2 separate regions of the Mus musculus genome follow, and region 1 is linked to region 2. The links are chromatin loops, found by intact Hi-C in ENCODE. Cell type or tissue: heart. All regions are shown on one strand. Each heading gives the region's core, and the rest is flanking DNA. Links, peaks and the distances in the headings are about the cores only.

Region 1 (9,630 bases), core at 1,133-9,132, 75 kb after region 2:
TAGAGAGCATACAAACATTACACATTTTCTCCTTAAGGCAGGGTCTCACTCTGTGGCACTGGCTGGCTTAGAACACACAATATGGACCAAGCTGGTCTCAAACTCACGAAGATCCACCTACTTCTGCCTCCCCAGTGCTGAGATTAAAGGTGTGTGCCATCACTCTGGCAACTACAACATTCTGAGAAACTCAAGCATTCTTTGATTTCAGTACCTGCAGTGAGGAACTGGTATAGAATCCTTTCCTGCATGGACTGGTGAGATGACTCAGCGGTTAAGAGCACTGACTGCTTTTCCAAAGGTCCTGAGTTCAAATCCCAGCTCAAAACCATCTGTAAGGAGATCTGACACCCTCTTCTGGAGTGTCTGAAGACAGCTACAGTGTACTTACTAAATAAATAAATAAATAAATAAACAAACAAATCTTTAAAAAAAAAAAAAAGAATCCTTTCCTGCACCTTACCTGCCCTTTTCTTCCCATCACCTGTGTGAGACCAGCTCTGGCTAGATCCCACCTGTTTTGGATCTGTCTGAACTCTTGCTCTCTACACTGACAGCTCTGACACCCTAAGGGTGTGTCAGCCATGTTCTATACTCACCCAACTCTTCTTTTTAATCCATCACTAGAGCTCTAGAGACAGCTCAGAGGTTGAGGGTACTTGCTGTTCTCATAGAGGACCCAGGTTCCCAGCCCACAAACCGATGGGAGCTCACAACTGTCTGTGACTCCAGGGGATCTGATGCCACATTCTGACCTCTGTGGGCACCAGGACCACATGTGGTACACACACACACACACACAGACACACACGAACACACACAGACACACAGAGGTAAAACACTCATATGCATAAAATAAGCATTTAAAATATCTAATGTTTTTTCCTACCCCTTAACCCTTACTTCAGTGAGAGGAAAGGCAGGGAGACAGGAATGGCCACTTCCACCACTGACCTGCGTTCCCATCAGCCTTCCTCCCTCTGGTTTCAGGAATCAAGCTGTACTTAACCTGAAGAAGGTCCTCACCTCCACTTGCTCTAGGCCTTCTCCCATCCCATCTCATCAAGCCACCGCGCCCTCCCTCTTGAGATAAAAACCTCTCTGCTCCTCTAGCCTGCCATTCCAAGTCAGCACACAGTAATGCGAGTTCTTCCACTAACTGGGGAAAGCAAGCTGGAAGTGACACAGTAGGGAACAAGAGGCCTTTGACATCCTGTAGGTGGAGCATCAGCATCTCACTTTAAAAAACTAAATGGGGGGCTGGAGAGATGGGGCGGGTAAGAGCACTGACTGCTCTTCCAAAGGTCCTGAGTTCAAATCCCAGCAACCACACGGTGGCTCATAACCATCTGTAATGGGATCTGATGCCCTCTTCTGGTAAGTCTGAAGACAGCTACAGTGTACATAGATATAATAATAAATAAATCTTAAAAAAGAAAAACAAACAACTAAATGGTACACTTATCTAGTCTCAAGCACTCTGGGGAACGTCCCAATTTCCTATCTCAAAGAACATGAATACCAAGCTAACTTCCCAAGTTCTAGTTCCTCTCCAGTTACTGTCTCTCCTCTCCACAATGACACTCAATGGTCACTGAGTTTATCTTACATCTCCTCTCCTCTGTTACTTTTTTTTTAAAAAAAAGATATTATTTATTATGTATTATGTATTATTATGCGCTCTCTGACCTGTAGGCCAGGCCATTATCCTGCACCCTGCTCCTGTCTCAGAACCTCAATGCTCCCTCTACTGGTGTCTCTCAAGGCACCAGGGTGACAGTCTTCTAACCTGTCTTCACACTCTCCTCCTCCACGGCCTTTCTACAAAGCCAGCAGGCTGACCCTTTCAAAGCATAAATGAAATGGTGACTTTCTATTTTAAAACCTTCAAGGCTCTCCAATCCCCTCCTACCACCATTCTTCCCCAAGTATGTAGGTGAATTAGCAGGAACACTTGAGTCACTTACTAGACAGTTGTGGTGAATATGCTTGGCCAGGGAGTGGCACTATTAGGAGGTGTGTGTGGCCTTGTGGAGGAAGTGTGTCACCGTGGGGGTGGGCTTTAAGAGACCCTTGTTCTAGCTGCCTGGAAGATAGTACTCTTCTCCTATTTGCCTTTGGGACAAGACAGAAAACTCTCAGCTCCTGCATACCTGCCTAGATGCTCCCACCCTGATGATAATGGGCTGAACCTTTGAACCTGTAAGCCAGCCCCAGTTAAATATTGTCCCTTACAAAAGTTACCTTGGTCATGGTGTCTGTTCACAGTGTGAAACCCTAACCAAGACAACACTTGAGCTCAACCTTTCCCATCACCCCTTCTAAGAGCTGGCTGTTCTCAGGGGCCAGTGCTCTGCTCTGCTCCATGCAAGCCTGAAGCTTCAGAACCCCTAAAGCTACAGCAAGGCAGTGCTGCCAGCCCGTGGCACCAGAGTCTCACTGGCATTCAGTATAAGGAAGTTCAAGGCAACCCAGCCAGCCACAGGGTTTGGCAAGGACCTGCATACGCTCACGTTTTAGAAACCACCGATACCTTCTGACTTTTATTATTTTATGGAGTGCTAAGGATGGAACTCGGGATATTATGCATGCTAAGCAAGTGCTCTACCAGTGAGCTGCACCTCAGCCCCTTATATCAGACTTAGAATGACTACGCTACCTGGACACAAGCCTGCAGCTGTTTACAAGAAGAGCTTAGAATCATGTGTGCCTCTCGGTGACTCTTACAACTCGGCAGCTAGAGATGGCTGAGCAGTTAAAAGCACTGACTACTCTTCCAGAGCACCCGGGTTCAAGTTCCCCAGAACCCCATAGCCGCTCACAACTCTGTAACGCAAATTCTAGGGGATACAACGCCCTCTTCTGGCTTCTGAGGGTACCAGGTACACACATGATGGACAGACTAACAAGCAGGCAAAACACCCATGCTGCAAGATAGGATCACACAGTGAACACCAAGATACTGTTAGCTCAGCCCTTAGCACACACCTTTAATCCTTCTGGCTGGACTACAGACACACCCTTAGTTCACACTTTTAATCCCAAACAATGAAGGCAAAGATAGTTTGTACAAGGAAGCACCCATGTTTGGAAGTGATGTCTGATTGAGAGGCGGACAAGGTGACAAATCAAGAAAGATTTGACAGAACAGGATATACCAACTCTTACTAGAAGAGAAAAGAAAGGGAAGCCACTTAAGGGGCCCGCAGTCTAGAGAAAGAAGAGAGGCAGTTTTACAGACAGTTTGAGGAGAGAACGAGCCAGAAGATTAGAACAGAGTACCAGACTTAGTTGGAGGCCAAGCAGAGCAATTCAGAAGCCAGACTGAGTGAGTCAGCTGGGAGACAAGTTTGATACAGAACAGCTGAGTTAAACCAGCCAGAAGATTCCAGAAAGAACCAGAAGGGATGAGCTTATTCAGCAGCAAGTCTCAGGGGCTGAAAACAAGTTTAGGCCTAGATTAGATTGGACAGAGGCTAGAAGCTTCCAGGACTAGCAAGCTAGGAGATGGAGGCAGTAAACCTTAGAGACAACAATTCCATCAGGAGAATAAAAACCAACATTAGACACCCATACACATAAAGAAAAACAGGAGCAGGAAAGCTTGCATCTCTGCAGCCTTGGGAATAACCAGGCGGGCGGGCCTCGACATGGTGTCCCTGACAACCTGTGGATGTGCCACTGCAGCTGTGGAGGTAGCTGGGTGCTGTGTGTGCAAGGCATGCTATTTGAGGTCAAAAAGAATAGAGCGAGTGACTGGCTGCTCTCTTAGGACTCCTATTCCAACCTCTACCTCTAGCCCCTACATACAAGGATCCTGCTGACACAAACAGTCTTCTTTTCCTAACAAGCCCAGGGCCTTTTAGCAGCCATTTTCCATAAGCCAACAGAGCAGTCAGAGGGCTCTGTGATTTACTTCAGAGACACCACTTTGTTCTAGCCCACTGCTTCTCTGGCATCCCGTCCACTTCCAGATCAGACCATAAGTCTTGTAGGGGAGTGGGGGTACTTTCCCAGGTCTACCCTCTCTCTATATCATCCTCCAACGCATTCCAGAACCAGAAATCCACCCCCAAGGCTCCAGGAGTGTCCATAGCTGCATGTGTTGGCTTGTGAGGTTTCTCTATACCTCCCATATGAAAAAAGAATGCCATCATTATGCCAAGTATTAAAACAGATACAATGCCACATCCGTGACAGGAACAAAGGTCTGCTCTCTGCCTTAAAACTTGATGTGTATATGTTTGTTTGTGTGTGTGTGTGTGTGTGTGTGTGTGTGTGTGTGCGCGCGCGCGCGCGAGGGGCATGGGGAGTCTGATTTCTTCGTGATCAGAAGACATTTGTTTCTTTCATTGTAATGGGTCTCAAAGGAACGATGTCTAGAAGAGCACAGGGCGATTGTGAATATCAGCTCTCCACCTGGAAAACTACTTGAGTTTAGAACTGTTCTTCTGCTAATATCCCGGGAAACCTCTAGCATAGCACTCAAGCCCTGGGGACTCCTGGACCACGGTGGGGCCGGGTGCAAAGAGGACTAAATGTCCCTGGCATTATCACAGAGATGTCATAGACGTTGACTCAGACACTTCATGGAATAGAACAGCTTGTATGACACCTCACCCCACCTAAGAATCCTCCTTCATGACATACGGAGCTGATTCTGTCCAACACACATATTATCTTCAACCCCTGAAGCACTGGGGTGCCTGCACTGCATCCCCTCGGACAGAGGCCGAAAGGACTGAGGGAAGGCAGAAGGCAGGAGGGCAAGGTCCAAGCCGAAGAGCAGCGTGGCGCGCACCTGCATTCCATCACCTGAGCGGCTTAGCCTTCAAGCAGCCATCCGGGGGCCCGACCTGCAGGCGCCGAGGCCGAGTGTGCAACCCTCGAGGGCCTCGATGTCTGCGGACGATCGGTCCATGCATCTACCGCCCGCAGCTCGGCGAGGAGACGCAAGGCTCCGGCCCGAACCAAGCGAGGAGCTACGGACAGAGGCCAAAGCGAAGTGCAGCCGGCCCGGGACACCAACCAACTCGCTGAGCCCCGCCGGTCACGAGCCCGCCCACCCGCGCGAGCCGCTCCGCCTCACTCACCCGGAGCTCGGCGGCGAGAGGACGGCGCGGAACCAAGCCGAGCAGCATCCAGGCGGGTAACCCCGGGCGGCCACAAAGCCCGCACCGCTGCCGCACGCCCCGGCCGGAAACTGCCCGAGGCTCCGCCCGGAGGACATCCGTAGGCACTCTAGGATAAGAATGGGGGCCGGGGCCGTCTCCCTGTCACAGACTTCCGGGCCAGATTCCTGCGGTCAGCCGGAGGACCCAGTGCGCAGACGCGGTGGCTGAGAGCCCTGTTTGCGCACGTGGGTGTGGGATTAGCGGCGAAGCTAGGCAGTAGATGTCGTCAGACTTCCCTGGAAGAGCTGGGAAAGGCAGGCTCTTTAGAGAGCTTTTAGTAAAGATTTCTTGTTGGTTGTTAGTGATGGTTCTGTATGTAGCTTTTGGTTTTAGCTTTGAGCGTTTAGAACATCTTTATCATTATCTTATGTGTGTATGCCTATGGTGGAAAGACAACTTTGAGCCGCTGTGCCTATGACACAACATCTTTGTAATAAACCACTGGAGACTCAGAGTAGTGAAATCGAGGCAGTTTATTTTACAACTTTGCAAAGTCAGGTGTGAGCCTAGAATGCCAAGCTCACTCACTGATGGAGGCAGAACTTTATTTTATTGTGTGTTTTAGTGTTTTGCATGTGTGTATGTCTGTTCACCATATGTGTGCTTGGTGCTCCTGGAGGCCAGAAGAGGGCATTATATTCTCCTGGAAATGGGATTATAGACACAGTTCTTAGCTGCCATGTGGGTGCTGGAAATCAAACCAGGATCCTTTGGAAGAGCACCAACCAACTGCTTGATCTTAACCCCAAGGAATCTCTTCAGCCTCGTGGAAGGTACAACCTTAAGAGTCATCTAGGTCTTAACAAAAAAAAAAAAAAAATTGTGTGGGTTTATCTCTATATTTTATATCCTGTTTTTAAAAAATCTGCCACTGAAACTGCACAGTGCCAAGCCTCAGCTGCCCTCCATGAACTGTTCATGTCTTCAAAACCAGTAAGTACCACCTGGGTGACTCTTATGCTACCAAGTTCAGCTGCCAGCATGAGGGACAACCTTGGCTGCTTCTGGAACACAGCTTCTGTGTAGCTCTTAGGAAATACTTAGAAAGTTTTTACCTCAATGATGCTAGTTTCTTCTTAATCACTACTAATTCTTCAGCTGTAGCTGACCAGCATCGAGTATCACAGCAAAGCAAAGGTTTCACTTTAGTAGTCCTGGTATCTTGTTCATTACAGCTGATTCTTCAGCCTCAGCTAACCTGAATCCCAGAATCTTTTTTTTTCCATTTTTTATTAGGTATTTAGCTCATTTACATTTCCAATGCTATACCAAAAGTCCCCATACCCCCCCCCACTCCCCTACCCACCCACTCCCCCTTTTTGGCCCTGGCATTCCCCTGTACTGGGGCATATAAAGTTTGCAAGTCCAATGGGCCTCTCTTTGCAGTGATGGCCGACTAGGCCATCTTTTGATACATATGCAGCTAGAGACAAGAGCTCCGGGGTACTGCTTAGTTCATATTGTTGTTCCACCTATAGGGTTGCAGTTCCCTTTAGTTCCTTGGGTGCTTTCTCTAGTTCCTCCATTTGGGGGCCCTGTGGTCCATTCAGTAGCTGACTGTGAGCATCCACTTCTGTGTTTGCTAGGCCCTGGCATAGTCTCACAAGAGACAGCTATATCTGGGTCATTTCAGCAAAATCTTGCTAGTGTATGCAATGGTGTCAGCGTTTGGAAGCTGATCATGGGATGGATCTCTGGATATGGCAATCACTAGATGGTCCATCCTTTCGTCACACTTCCAAATTTTGTCTCTGTAACTCCTTCCATGGGTGTTTTGTTTCCATTTCTAAGAAGGGGCAAAGTGTCCACACTTTGGTCTTCGTTCTCTTGGGTTTAATGTTTTTAGCAAATTATATCTTATATCTTGGGTATCCTAAGTTTCTGGGCTAATATCCACTTATCAGTGAGTACATATTGTGAGAGTTCCTTTATGATTGGGTTACCTCACTCAGGATGATGCCCTCCAGGTCCATCCATTTGCCTAGTAATTTCATAAATTCATTCTTTTTAATAGCTGAGTAGTACTCCATTGTGTAAATGTACCACATTTTCTGTATCCATTCCTCTGTTGAGGGGCATCTGGGTTCTTTCCAGCTTCTGGCTATTATAAATAAGGCTGCTATGAACATAGTGGAGCATGTGTCCTTCTTATCGGTTGGGGCATCTTCTGGATATATGCCCAGAAGAGGTATTGCTGGATCTTCCGGTAGTACTATGTCCAATTTTCTGAGGAACCGCCAGACTGATTTCCAGAGTGGTTGTACAAGCTTGCAATCCCATCAACAATGGAGGAGTGTTCCTCTTTCTCCACATCCTTGCCAGCATCTGCTGTCACCTGAATTTTTCATCTTAGCCATTCTGACTGGTGTGAGGTGGAATCTCAGGGTTGTTTTGATTTGCATTTCCCTGATGATTAAAGATGTTGAACATTTTTTCAGGTGCTTCTCTGCCATTCGGTATTCCTCAGGTGAGAAATCTTTGTTCAGTTCTGAGCCCCATTTTTTAATGGGGTTATTTGATTTTATGGAGTCTACCTTCTTGAGTTCTTTATATATATTGGATATTAGTCCCCTGTCCGATTTGGGATAGGTAAAGATCCTTTCCCAATCTGTTGGTGGCCTTTTTGTCTTATTGACGGTGTCTTTTGCCTTGCAGAAGCTTTGCAATTTTATGAGGTCCCATTTATCGATTCTCGATCTTACAGCACAAGCCATTGCTGTTCTATTCAGGAATTTTTCCCCTGTACCCATATCTTCGAGGCTTTTCCCTACTTTCTCCTCTATAAGTTTCAGTGTCTCTGGTTTTATGTGGAGATCCTTAATCCACTTAGATTTGACCTTAGTACAAGGAGATAGGAATGGATCAATTCGAAATCTTCTACATGATAACAGCCAGTTGTGCCAGCACCATTTGTTGAAAGTGCTGTCTTTTTTCCACTGGATGGTTTTAGCTCCCTTGTCAAAGATCAAGTGTCCATAGGTGTGTGGGTTCATCTCTGGGTCTTCAATTCTGTTCCATTGGTCTACTTGTCTGTCACTATACCAGTACCATGCAGTTTTTATCACAATTGCTCTGTAGTACATCTTTAGGTCGGGCATGGTGATTCCACCAGAGATTCTTTTATCCTTGAGAAGAGTTTTTGCTATCCTAGGTTTTTTGTTATTCCAGATGAATCTGCCGATTGCCCTTTCTAATTCGTTGAAGAATTGAGTTGGAATTTTGATGGGGAATCCCAGAATCTTAATTCAAAAATAACAAATGGTCCCAATGGAATCTTGGAGCTTCACTCTGATACTTACCAAGGCAGGGCTCCATCTTCGGCACTGCCCTCAACAGCCTTATGTCCCAAACTCTTACAGAACAGCTCACTAAGCATTAAACAATTTTAACAGCCCTTCCCCAAACAGCATTATCTGTCACAGAAACACCCCACAATTCTGGTACCAATTTGTCTTGGGGTTTCTACTGCTTCGATGAAAGCCCATAACGGAAAAGCAAGTTGGAGAAGAAAGGGTCTATTTGGCTTACACTTCCTCAGCAGTGTTCAGGACTGAAGAAAGTCAGGACTGGAACTGAAACAAGACCAGAGCCTGGAGGCAGGAGATAATTCAGAGGCCATGGAGGAGGAATGCTGCTTACTGGCTTGCTCAACATGGCTTGGTCATGTTTCTTATAGAACTCAGAACCATCAGCACTGGGATGGCACCACTTAAAATGGATTGGGTCCTTCCCCCATCAATCACTAAGAAAATGCCCTACAAGCTTACATGCATGTAAAAGTGATGTTTATTCAACAGATGTAATTGTTGTCTCAGAGGCTTACTGCTGAATAGGCTCTCACTTTCTAGTTCTTTTTGAACTATGGCTGGCTGGTTCAACTCAGCTCTTCTGGTTCAAACCCCTCTCCAAGCTGACTGACTTAAGATGGCTTCTCTTGGCTTCTCACTGAATTGCTGTGCTTGAAAAAAAAATGCCTCTGGATTACATGAACTGAACTGCATTCAACTGCACTCAGCTGAACTGCACCAAGCAGAACCGAACTTAACTTCACTGAACTGGACTGTGAAGTAATTGAATGATTTCTACCCCATTAGCTTCCAAATGAATGAGACTCAAACTATGATTTATTTATTTAGCCTTGGCACAAGTACTGGGGGAATTAACCCTAGTCTATTTTGACCCCAGAGCTAGACAGTTAATACCCCAGCTGTGTTCTCAGGTACTTGCAAATTGAGTCTCCCTGGGTTATTTCTGTTCCATCACCATGTGCTCGGGATCCATTTCACTTATGTCACATGCTCCTGGTCCCTCATGTCTAATGGAGACTTTTTGTCCTCTCTGTCTTCCTTCTCCTGCCCTCCTTTTTCCTTCTCTTCTCTCCTTACCCCTTGTGGTCCCTACCTGCATCCCCCAGCCTGGTAACTGAAACTCTGCCTACTTCTGTTCTCCCCAGTAA
Region 2 (9,630 bases), core at 869-8,868:
TCTTCAGACACACCAGAGGAGGGCATTGGATCCCATTACAGATGGTTGTGAGCCACCATGTGGATGTTGGGAATTGAACACAAGATCTCTGGAAGAGCAGTCATTGCTCTTAACCGCTGAGCCATAATCACAGCAGAGGATATCTACACAAGACCTGCTCAAGATTGAGTCCATTTACATCCTGTGGTGCTGTGGGGGAAGGGGACTCACAAGGCTCCACCCTGAGACCTGTGGTCAGTTCATAGCTGCTGGGGAAAAGAGAGACATTTTACTCATTAGTGTAACCACTGATAAGGTGGCCATGCTCCTGTAAACATGTAAATAGTCACACCCACACTCCTATAAGCAACCCTAGTGAAATGTGTCCCCCCTCCCCCATATGAACATAGAAGGGGACTGGTCGGAAAGACGATCGGGATTAGTGGAGGTGGGAGGGGGACAAGAGAGAGTAACGAAGGTGTATGATCAAGATACATTATATACTTATGCACAAAGTCAGAATGTACAATTATTATATAATTATCTATGAGTAACATATGCTAATAAACACACAGAAAGGCTTAAAAGAAGGGAAAAGGAGCATTATGTAATCAAAAGTTTTACTCCAGGCCAGTTCTACGCATGCATGCATGTAACGGTGAACCAGCAATGTACAGAAAAAAACAATCTCTGTGTCAAGGAAGAAACAAACAACTCTACAGCAACAGCTGAAAGCTGGTGTGTCTCTAACACGGGCAAAACACCAGGCAGAAGGAAGTGAAGAAAGAATACGTAGCACAAGAAAGCCATGGGGACCCCCGCATCAAGAAAGCCAGGACTACCCAACACCCACATGCATATGCTGCCTGAGGGCACAGGGGACGTTCTCTTGGACCTCAGAGACAACCCGCCACCCTTTCCTGGCCTCTGTAGGTACCTTCATGCACAGGTATATGCACGCACAAATGAAGATACATACCCATAACTGAAAAGTAAAAACTAAAATCTTTTTAATAGGGGGAATGAAAGGGGGATCATACTACCACTTCTGCAAAAATATAAATAAATAAATAAATAAATAAATAAATAAATAGATAGATAGATAGATAAATAAATAAATAAATAAATAAATAAATAAATAAATAAATGTAACTGTAAGCGTATAGGGGTGTGAGGTAGGGTAGACCAATGAGTAGTGAAGAGCTTGAAGTCTCTCTCCCAGCAGGGTTAGTTAGGAGCACCTACTGATTTTCCAGAAGACCTGAGTTTGTTTCCCAGCACTCATGCAGGAGACTTACTGCGACCTACAAACACAGTCTCAGGGGTCCAATGCCTCTGGTCTCTGTGGGGACCTCACACACACACAGCCACCCCTGACATACTCATAATTTTAAATAATAAAAAAATAAATAAATTCTTAGAAGGTAACGGGGCCACAGTTAAGAGCTATTTCTGCTCTTCCAGAAAGAAGCCGGGACAGCCACGGCTATGTGGAGAGACCCTATTTAAACCATCAAAAAGATGGGGCTGGAAAGATGGCTCAGCCATCAAGAGCGCACTGGCTGCTCTTCCAGAGGACTCAGGTTTGATTCCCAGCAACCAAAAAGGTGATAACAAGCACCTATAACCCCAATTCCAGGGCATCTATCGCAGTCTTCTGGCCTCTGCAGACACATGGTGCACAAACCTATATGCAGGGAAAACACCATAAAGTATTTTTTAATTAAAAAAATGAAAATAAAAAAGACTATGGAGAAGAAAGCAGTTTCTCTTCTATATAACCCATAACTGAACACCCCCCCCCCCCAGCAACCAGGCGAGAAAAAAAGTAAGGACGGCGTCAAGTTGGAGAGGAGGGATGACATGCTTTTAGATCCTGAAAACGCTAAACAGGCCACCAAAGTCTTGTGAGAACTAATAAACAGATTCAAAACTGATTCTGTTTAGAGTGGGATTGCAAACCGGTCCTGTGTGTAGAGCAGTCAGGGCAGGTGGCAGTGTGGCTAGGCCCCACTGCAGGGGCCTCCAATGGCGTGTGTGCTGGGGGTGTCCTGTATGTAGGAATGGGCAGACTTAGTGGCCCACTCCACTCAGCACTGGCCAGTGAGCAAGGGTCATCACGGAAGGTGGGGCCAAGTGAGAACCCAAGGCACTTCCTCCCTTCCAGGAGCAAGCCTGTACAAAGCGTTTTCCTGGATACCACACTCCTTCCCTGTTCACATCCACTTCTCTGGCCTCTGCAAAAGGCAAATCCTCTTTGATGGAAATCAGCTGACCACAGGAGGCAGTTCCTGGGCAGATCCCATGCACGCTCCTGGCTGTTGATAGCTGGCTGCTAAGGTGGCAAACACTCTCTCCTTTTCTACGCGCTGAGGAAGAGTGAGAACAGCGGATCCTCGTGTGGCACAGAGAACAGTACACTCTCCTCTCCAACCGGGGGCTACGGCTATTCACGGCTTCACTGTTGTTGGGGTATAGTTCATGAAGGCCAGGGAAGGCCTAATAACGGCACCCAAAAGATGCCTGTGCCCTGGTCCTCGGAACAGGTCAGTGTGCTGAGTTTATGCTTAGCAGGGGTCAAGGGGGTGGATGGCGTCAGGCTGCTCATCAGCAAGGAAATGTGATGGTTAACCTTGACAGCTTGACAGGATTTTGGGTCTCCCAGGAGATACACCCCAGGGTGTTGTCTGTGAGGTAGTTTCTGGAGATGTTTGTTCAAGATGTACCCTGAATGTTGGTGGCAACATACAATGGGCCAGGGTCACTGGCTGGATGAAAAGGAGAAAGGGAAAGAACACCAGGCATTCTCCTGTCACCCCAGCCTCTCTTTGTTTTTGCTTTATTTTGTTTTATTTTATTTTATTCAGACAGGGTTTCTCTACTATTAGCCCTGGCTGGCCTCAAACTCAAGAGATCTGCCTTCCTTTGCTTCCCAAACGCTGCGACGAACGGCATGTGCCACCATGCGGCCCAACCCATTCATCCCTCTCTACTCCTCCTCGACTGTGGCTACAAACGTGACCAGCTGCCTTGGGCTCTTGCTATCATGTCTTCCCTGCTGTGATGGACTGCAATTTTCTTAAACAATAACCCTAAATAAATAAATAAATAAATAAACAAACCCTTCCTGGAGTTGATTTTCGTCAGGTATTTTGTCAGAGCGACAGGAAAAGTGACTAATGCCAGAGGTGGCGCACCAGTGGCCGCAGAGACCCAGTCTGCACACAGGGAGATGGAGGCAAGGAGTACACAGGGGCAGGGGGGTAACTGCTACTCAGAAAAGAGAGCAGAGGCCCTCTAGGAGGGCAGGGGTCTTAAAACTGGGAGAAGGAACAACAACAACAAAACCGGATTTGGTCACAATGTCATTAGAAGGAACAGGCTCTGTGCCACCTGCCAAAGTAGCTGTCTAGCTGCCAACCCACAGGACTTCTGGATAGCAGGCATGGATGCATACTGCGTATTGTAAGACTCTCCACTGATGGTAATGGTCCCTGCAGCACGGGGAAACAGCTCAACACAGTCCTTGAACATCTGGACTGGGGCTCTTGAGTCCACAGGTCTGGGGCATACACAGACGCCCTGAGTTAGGAGAGAGATTGTCATATCTGCATCTCCATTCACCAACCCTGACCCAACCCAGGCCTAGCTAGACATGGTGTCACACCGTCTTCTGCTGTTCATCCGTGCCTCCGGGCGGGAGTGAATGGTGGTAAGGCGGGTCAGACATGGTGTATACACCTTGACCCAGATGAACTGCCATCAACCTCCGCTAGGCCTGAAGTTCCTGAGGCATGGCAGGGAGACACGGCCCCCTTTAGGAGCACTTGGCCATCCACTGCTCTGGGAGTGTGGAAGTGTGTCCTAAGTGGGTGCTAGTGGAAGGCGGCCTCCTGGGAAATACTGAGAGGAATCACCCTGGAAACAAGGATGGGAGGGGAGGTCTGAGGAAAGGTGGGGAACAGGTTTGTGGGGACAGTGGCATGTGGAGTGACATCCCTAGAGAGGATCTAGAATCTGGGGACACCTGATAACCATCCCATGAACCCCAGACAGGAGGCTGTGAACAGAGTGGCCGTGGTGGAGAGGACTGGATCCCAGCATTCGTCCTTCTAAGATTGACCTGGACCAGACTTCCCCTGCCGAACACACCTTTCTTCCCAGGCCATCAGTTCTGGCTGACGGCCCAGAGGGTAATCAGAAAGCCATAGTGATCAGGGCTGAGCAGCAAAAAAAAAAAAAAAAAAAAAAAAAAAAAAAAAAAGGCTGGAAAATGGTATGTTCTCAGTGTCTCTTGGAGTAGTCCTGGGATAGCAACAGGTTGGGATAGCAGCCAGCTGTCCGTTCTGCATAGAAGATAGAGTCGGCATCTTCCCACCACTCCTAAGCCCGGGAGCCTGGGCTGCAGGTGGAGCCCACCCTTGCTCCCCACCATTGCCCAGCTCTGAGCCAGCACCAGATGCTGTGAAAGGGCCATCATTAGCCTGAACTGAGTGGAGGTCTCTTCTAGAAAACCCCAAATAGGGGCTGGAGAGATGGCTCAGCGGTTAAGAGCACTGTCTGCTCTTCCAGAGGTCATGAGTTCAATTCCCAGCAACTATGTGGTGGCTCACAACCATCTGTAACGGGATCTGATGTCCTCTTCTGGTGTGTCAGCAACAGAGGATGCTCATATATGTTAAATAAATAAGGCTTTTAAAAAAAGGGTGGAAAACCCCAAATGCACTCCTGGCACCCCAGCAGTAATATTCCTGAGGCTACCCTGCCCAGCCACTGAAGGTCTTCCCAGTATATGCAAGAACAAGGGACAACAGAGGTGGTGTGCATGCAGTGTGGGCAACAAGCACTAGCCCTTCTGAGGGATCCTGGCTCCTCCCATCTGGCATCTCCTCTGCTCTGAGTCTCCATTGGAGACTGCATCCCCACACATCCGTCTCTGATGAGACTCCGGACTGTCTGGCCCTGAGCTATGCAGAACCCAGGTCAATGAATTAGGCATACACAACTACACTAGAACAACCTACAGACCTCACATGCATCCTGTCCTCGGGATAAGGCTGGGTCTCCTGATCCCAGCACCCGAGGAGGGGAAGGGCGGAGGTTCGCCAGGAGACATGGGTGTTCGCAAGCAACACGGGTGCAGCATTTTCCGAGAGTTGCACAGACAGCTTTGGAGGGAGAGGCAGAGGGCAAGGCAAGGCAGAGTGGCCAACGAGAATAGGCGTCGGAAGCTTAAGTAGACCCAGAAACCAGGCAGGGAAAGTATGGAACACCAGGGCCAGCTGAAGTGGGTCCAGACACCAGTCACTGGGAACATTGTGGATGGAGGGATGAGCCTGGAGGAGCTTGGCTAGATGTGTTGGGGTCAAGGCACCCAGAGAGTAGTTAGAAGGGCAGCTGAAGATGGGGTTGGGGGCCCCGGCACTGAGGTCTTAACCTAATTGCGTCTTGGAAACACAGAGCTGGGACCCGAGGCAGGAAGGGAGCAGGCTGGCCGGACCTGGGCCCTCCTGTCCTTAAGCACTGGAGCCCAGGAAGCAGGCACAGACAGGACTCTGGACTTCATGGTGGGACTCCCCAGCCACAGCTGTGGCTGGATCATTTTACTACCGCCAGAGGGCGACAGGCTCAGGGCCGGAGATTCAGTGAGACCTTTGGGAGGCAGACTGGAGCCAGGGGCTAGCAAGACATGGGGGGGTGGGGGGCGGATTTTCTGCCTGTTTCTGGCCTGCTGCATAGACTATACGGGCACGCACACATGTATACATGTAGGCGTGCATGCTTTTGCATGTTTGTGCGTACACACGTGTGCATATGTACACTCATGCATACCATGCATATCTGGGCCCAGGGCGGTCCCCTTCCTGCCAGTCCCACAACCATCACCGCCCCCCCCCAGCAAATGTAGGACACCCAGGTTCTCACCTGCAGGGGCCTGGGGGTTCTCAGAGAAGGACCCTTTGCTTGGATGACTTGCCTTCCTTTGCAGCTGGCGACTCTCTCTCGGCTTCCCTGAAGGAAAGGTAGCAGAGGTGTAAGGATGTGAGTTCTTCCTTAGCCCTGCAACTTCAGATGGCATTTATGGGGTATGAGCTAGGCTTGTTCCCAGGCTATTAGGGAAGGACTCACGAGGCCAGCACATGCAGCAATTTTAATGAGCCTCGTCTTCCAACAGCAAATACACCTTTAACCTGCTACTATCAAGAACCAACCTGTATCTGGAACCAAAAACCCCAGGCCTGGGCATGTGGAAGCCCCTAAAAAGCATGCCTCTCGTAGTCCTACCTGCTGTCTCCCACCCAAACAATGCCCCTGCCACTTCCCAAGCCCTTCAGCAAAGCCTTTCTCCTACTCTTCTCCAGACACCTGTCTGGAGCTCTCAGTCAGCTCCTGGGGTTTCTGGGCAGGGGCAGGGTGGATAGTGTGTGTGTGTGTGTGTGTGTGTGTGTGTGTGTGTGCTGGGCAGGGCTGGGCCAGGCAAACCAGTCTGGCCAGTGAAGCAGAGTTGGCTGGGATGAGGCTCTGGGCGTGGGTGTGAGTCAGCGGGCTGGGGCTGGGGAGCAACTGGGGAGGATGTCACCTGGAGCGACTCCTCGAAACAGGAGGCCTGGGAAGGAAGCCTCAGATGAGAGTTGGTCTTGGACCCTCAGCTCCACCCCTGGGACTAACAGGTGGGCCACGTGAGGGTCCCTTAGGCCTTGCTTTAATTTAAAGGGGGTGCTGGACTCCCAATCATGGCAGTAGTCAGGTCCCACACCCCATCCCAGGAGCCAAGCTAGACTCTTCTTTATCTAGACTTTTGAAGGCTCAGTGTCTTCACCAGCCCACGGTGTGGCCCAAGTGCTTCATGCTGGGCCTAGGGTGGGCCTTCATCTCTGGCAAACTCCTGTCTGGCAGGGTTCGTCCGGGTAGGCCTGGGGCTCCAGTGGTCAGCTGGGTTGGGATGACCTATGGCCAGTGAGGGTCTGGGCAGTTAGGGCTGGCTGGTGCATTTGGGATGCAGCTCTTGGCTCTGTGGCCAGTTTGAGTTTCCCGCGACCAGAGACTGAGGGTGGGGTAAAGGGGGGGGGCTTGGTGACACCCAGGCAGGACCAGGCAAGTCCTCAAGCAGCAGTTTAGCTACTGAGAGCCGCCCCCAGTTTCTCAGTCTCCCTCCCAGTCTGGCCAGTGAAGTCTGTGGCCTGTAAAGTCTCGCACCCTGTGTCAGCGTGTTAGTCAGCCTCCTCGGCTAGGGTGAGCCACTGTGCCGCCAAAGTCTCTATAAACTCTCTGGTGTGGCCCAGTGCCACAGAGTGGGACCTGTGGGGCCTATAGGCAGAGCCAGGGCCCTGGGCTCTGCTACCGGGGTGCGGAGATCAGCCAAGGGGTAGCACAGCCACTTGGGACAGCGGGGAGCAGAGGGCTGAACCTGGCTGAGAGCAAGCAACCTCTTGTGGCCTCTGGGATGTCCTCTGAGCTCCCTAACCAGGCCAGTTGATGAGCCAGGCCCCTGGGGAGCAGACATCTGGAGAAAGAGGCACTGGATTCAGGGCCATGTCTGGGAAACGAGGGCGAGCTCGAAAGCCCCGAGGCAAGAGGGTGGGCAGGGCCCAGCGGGCAGCTGGGCAGCAGGGCCCTGAGGCTGAGCCCCCGCCCCCCAACACAGGGGGCCCTCAGGACCAGGTGGGGGTGGCCCCGACAGAGCACGTGACCAGCACTCAGCCGGCTCCTCAGGGACACTCCAGGGCCACCAGGCCAGAGCAGCTACAGGCAGCCTGGAGGCCAGTTCAGGACATTGCTTTGGGATCCGAGCTGGTGCTGGCCCCTGAGCACATGGAGGGCTGTGGAGCTGGGGCCCCCATGCCAGCCCTGGGCCCTGAATTGCTGAGACTCCACGAAGTCCAGCTGTGCCTAGCCCAGGAGCAGCTGCTGCTGGAGGATCGGAGGCGGCAGGTCCAGCTGCAGATGCAGCTGTGGCAGGAGGAGCAGCTGTGGCTGCAGCAGCTGCAGGAGGAGCAGCTGTGGCTGCAGCAGCTGCAGGAGGAGCAGGCCTGGGTGCACATGGAGGGGCTGCAGCTGGCTGTGGCCCTGGAGCAGCTCCGGAGTGAGGGCCTCGAGGCACTGCAAACTCAAGGCCAGGTAAGGCCTAGAGGGGTATGGGGCAGGGGCTCGGGCAGTGACAGTACAGTGGACACTCAAGCATCTTATAGGTGTGTGAAGGATGGGAAGCCAGGTTGGCTGTAGAACGTCTGTGGGCCTGTCCACCAAGAGGGGCTAGTGCTCACTACATAGGATGTTGCCTGGGTGAAGGACAGCAAGCCTGCCCAGACCACCCAATGCTTGGTAGGCAAGGTCATTGAGGGAGGGAACTTGCTTGGGGATGGAGGTGTCAGGGGACCAGGATAAGTAGCTACAGGAGTGGTCCAGGGCGGTAGGGTGTGTGTTGGGGGGGAGGGCCGGGTGCACAGCTGATAGACAACATCAGAACCAAGAAACAGTCCCTACCCCAAGCATCCTGGACAACTTCTCCGTCTGGTCCACCCGCCCTGCCCCGTGTTTACTGCAGCTTGGTGCCCAGGGCTTGAGATCACAGAGGCAGAACGCAATGCTGGTACCCATTATCCTCATTCCAGGAGGAAGACTGGCCTCAGACGCAGCTGGGGCTATTTTGGGCAACTAGGATCTCACCTCAGCGTAGTGTGGAGTCACCACTGCCTGTCAGCCCCAGGGAATCTAAGATGTGGGGCTGCGTGTGGGTCTGGGGTGGGTCCCCTGACAGCGGGTACAGACTCCAGGCAAGCTCGGTGCAAGAGACAGTCTGGGAAGATGTTCACAGCTGTGGCAGAATGAATGGGACTCAGAGCAGAGGGGCGATAAAGGCTGCAGGAGGGTAGGCACAGGGGCGAGGGAGACCTTTTTCTGATGCTCTGCAGGAGCCAGCCCAGGCTGGCTGTAACCCTTCATCCTTCCTGGAGGTGCTTACAGACAAACAGTCTGAAGGGGAAGGCAGGACTGTGGGATGGTGAATAGACAACCACTTAGCATGAAGATTCCCAACTCAGAATCAAGGCCTGCTTTTTCTCAATATTGCTTTGTTGCTGTTGTTGTCGTTTCCAGACAGGGTTTCTCTGTGTAACCCTGGCTGTCCTGGAACTCACTCTGTAGACCAGGCTGGCCTCAGACTCAGAGATCCGCCTGCCTCTGCCTCCTGAGTGCTGGTGGCAGTGTGCGTCACCAACGACCTGCTTCGATATTTTTTTTAAGCTATCTGCCCCTCCAATCTCCTCCTTACCCTAACACTGTACCCTCCTGAGCACTGTACCCACACCCCTTCTCCAGCTCTAGAAGTTCGGGGTGCAGTGGACATCTGAGCTTTGAGTCACAAATCTATCATTCCACGCCCAACTGAAAGATCTCTTGGAAACCACTTGGAGAGAAAGGGTTTCTGTGTGCCTAGTGGTCTCGTGGTCAGTGTTGGGGTAGTGCCCTGGAGGTCAGAGGGGGCACTCACCAGCAGTAGCTCGAAGCTTGGACCCAGGGAGGAGCGCCTGCCCCTTCCCTGATGCAGCTTTGGGCCCCCCCTTCTTAGTGCTCATTCTCCTGGGGGTGGGAAGGAAAAGTCCAGGGATGGTACATTCAGGAGGGCAGCGAACAAGGCAGTGGGAATACTGC

What was found. A loop is a pair of places that touch in the nucleus more often than their neighbours do. Peaks named below come from ENCODE experiments on the same cell type or tissue, not always from the same donor. Only the 100,000 strongest peaks of a DNase experiment are listed, where the experiment ranks them.
Region 1: it touches region 2 in a loop (3-fold over the local background); 11 of 42 quality-filtered maps call a loop at or near these places.

What each region holds. Positions count from the first base shown.
Region 1 is chr15:75,936,623-75,946,252 of GRCm38, reverse strand. Zfp623 (zinc finger protein 623) reads right to left here and starts at 5,301. Exons shown (of 2, transcript NM_030199.3): 1 at 5,094-5,301. In heart, for the core only: CTCF peaks have their summits at 1,741 (motif pointing left) and 5,389; a DNase peak (open chromatin) is centred at 5,292; H3K4me3 peaks cover 2,245 bases; H3K27ac peaks cover 1,501 bases.
Region 2 is chr15:76,011,264-76,020,893 of GRCm38, reverse strand. Iqank1 (IQ motif and ankyrin repeat containing 1) reads right to left here. Exons shown (of 14, transcript NM_001370920.1): 2 at 9,470-9,558; 3 at 5,905-5,991. The coding sequence starts at 9,554. It also overlaps a transcript of Fam83h not described here. Among named protein-coding and RNA genes, the nearest start is that of Iqank1, 6.2 kb to the right of the region's middle. In heart, for the core only: a CTCF peak has its summit at 5,577 (motif pointing right); DNase peaks (open chromatin) are centred at 5,563 and 7,513; H3K27me3 peaks cover 3,658 bases.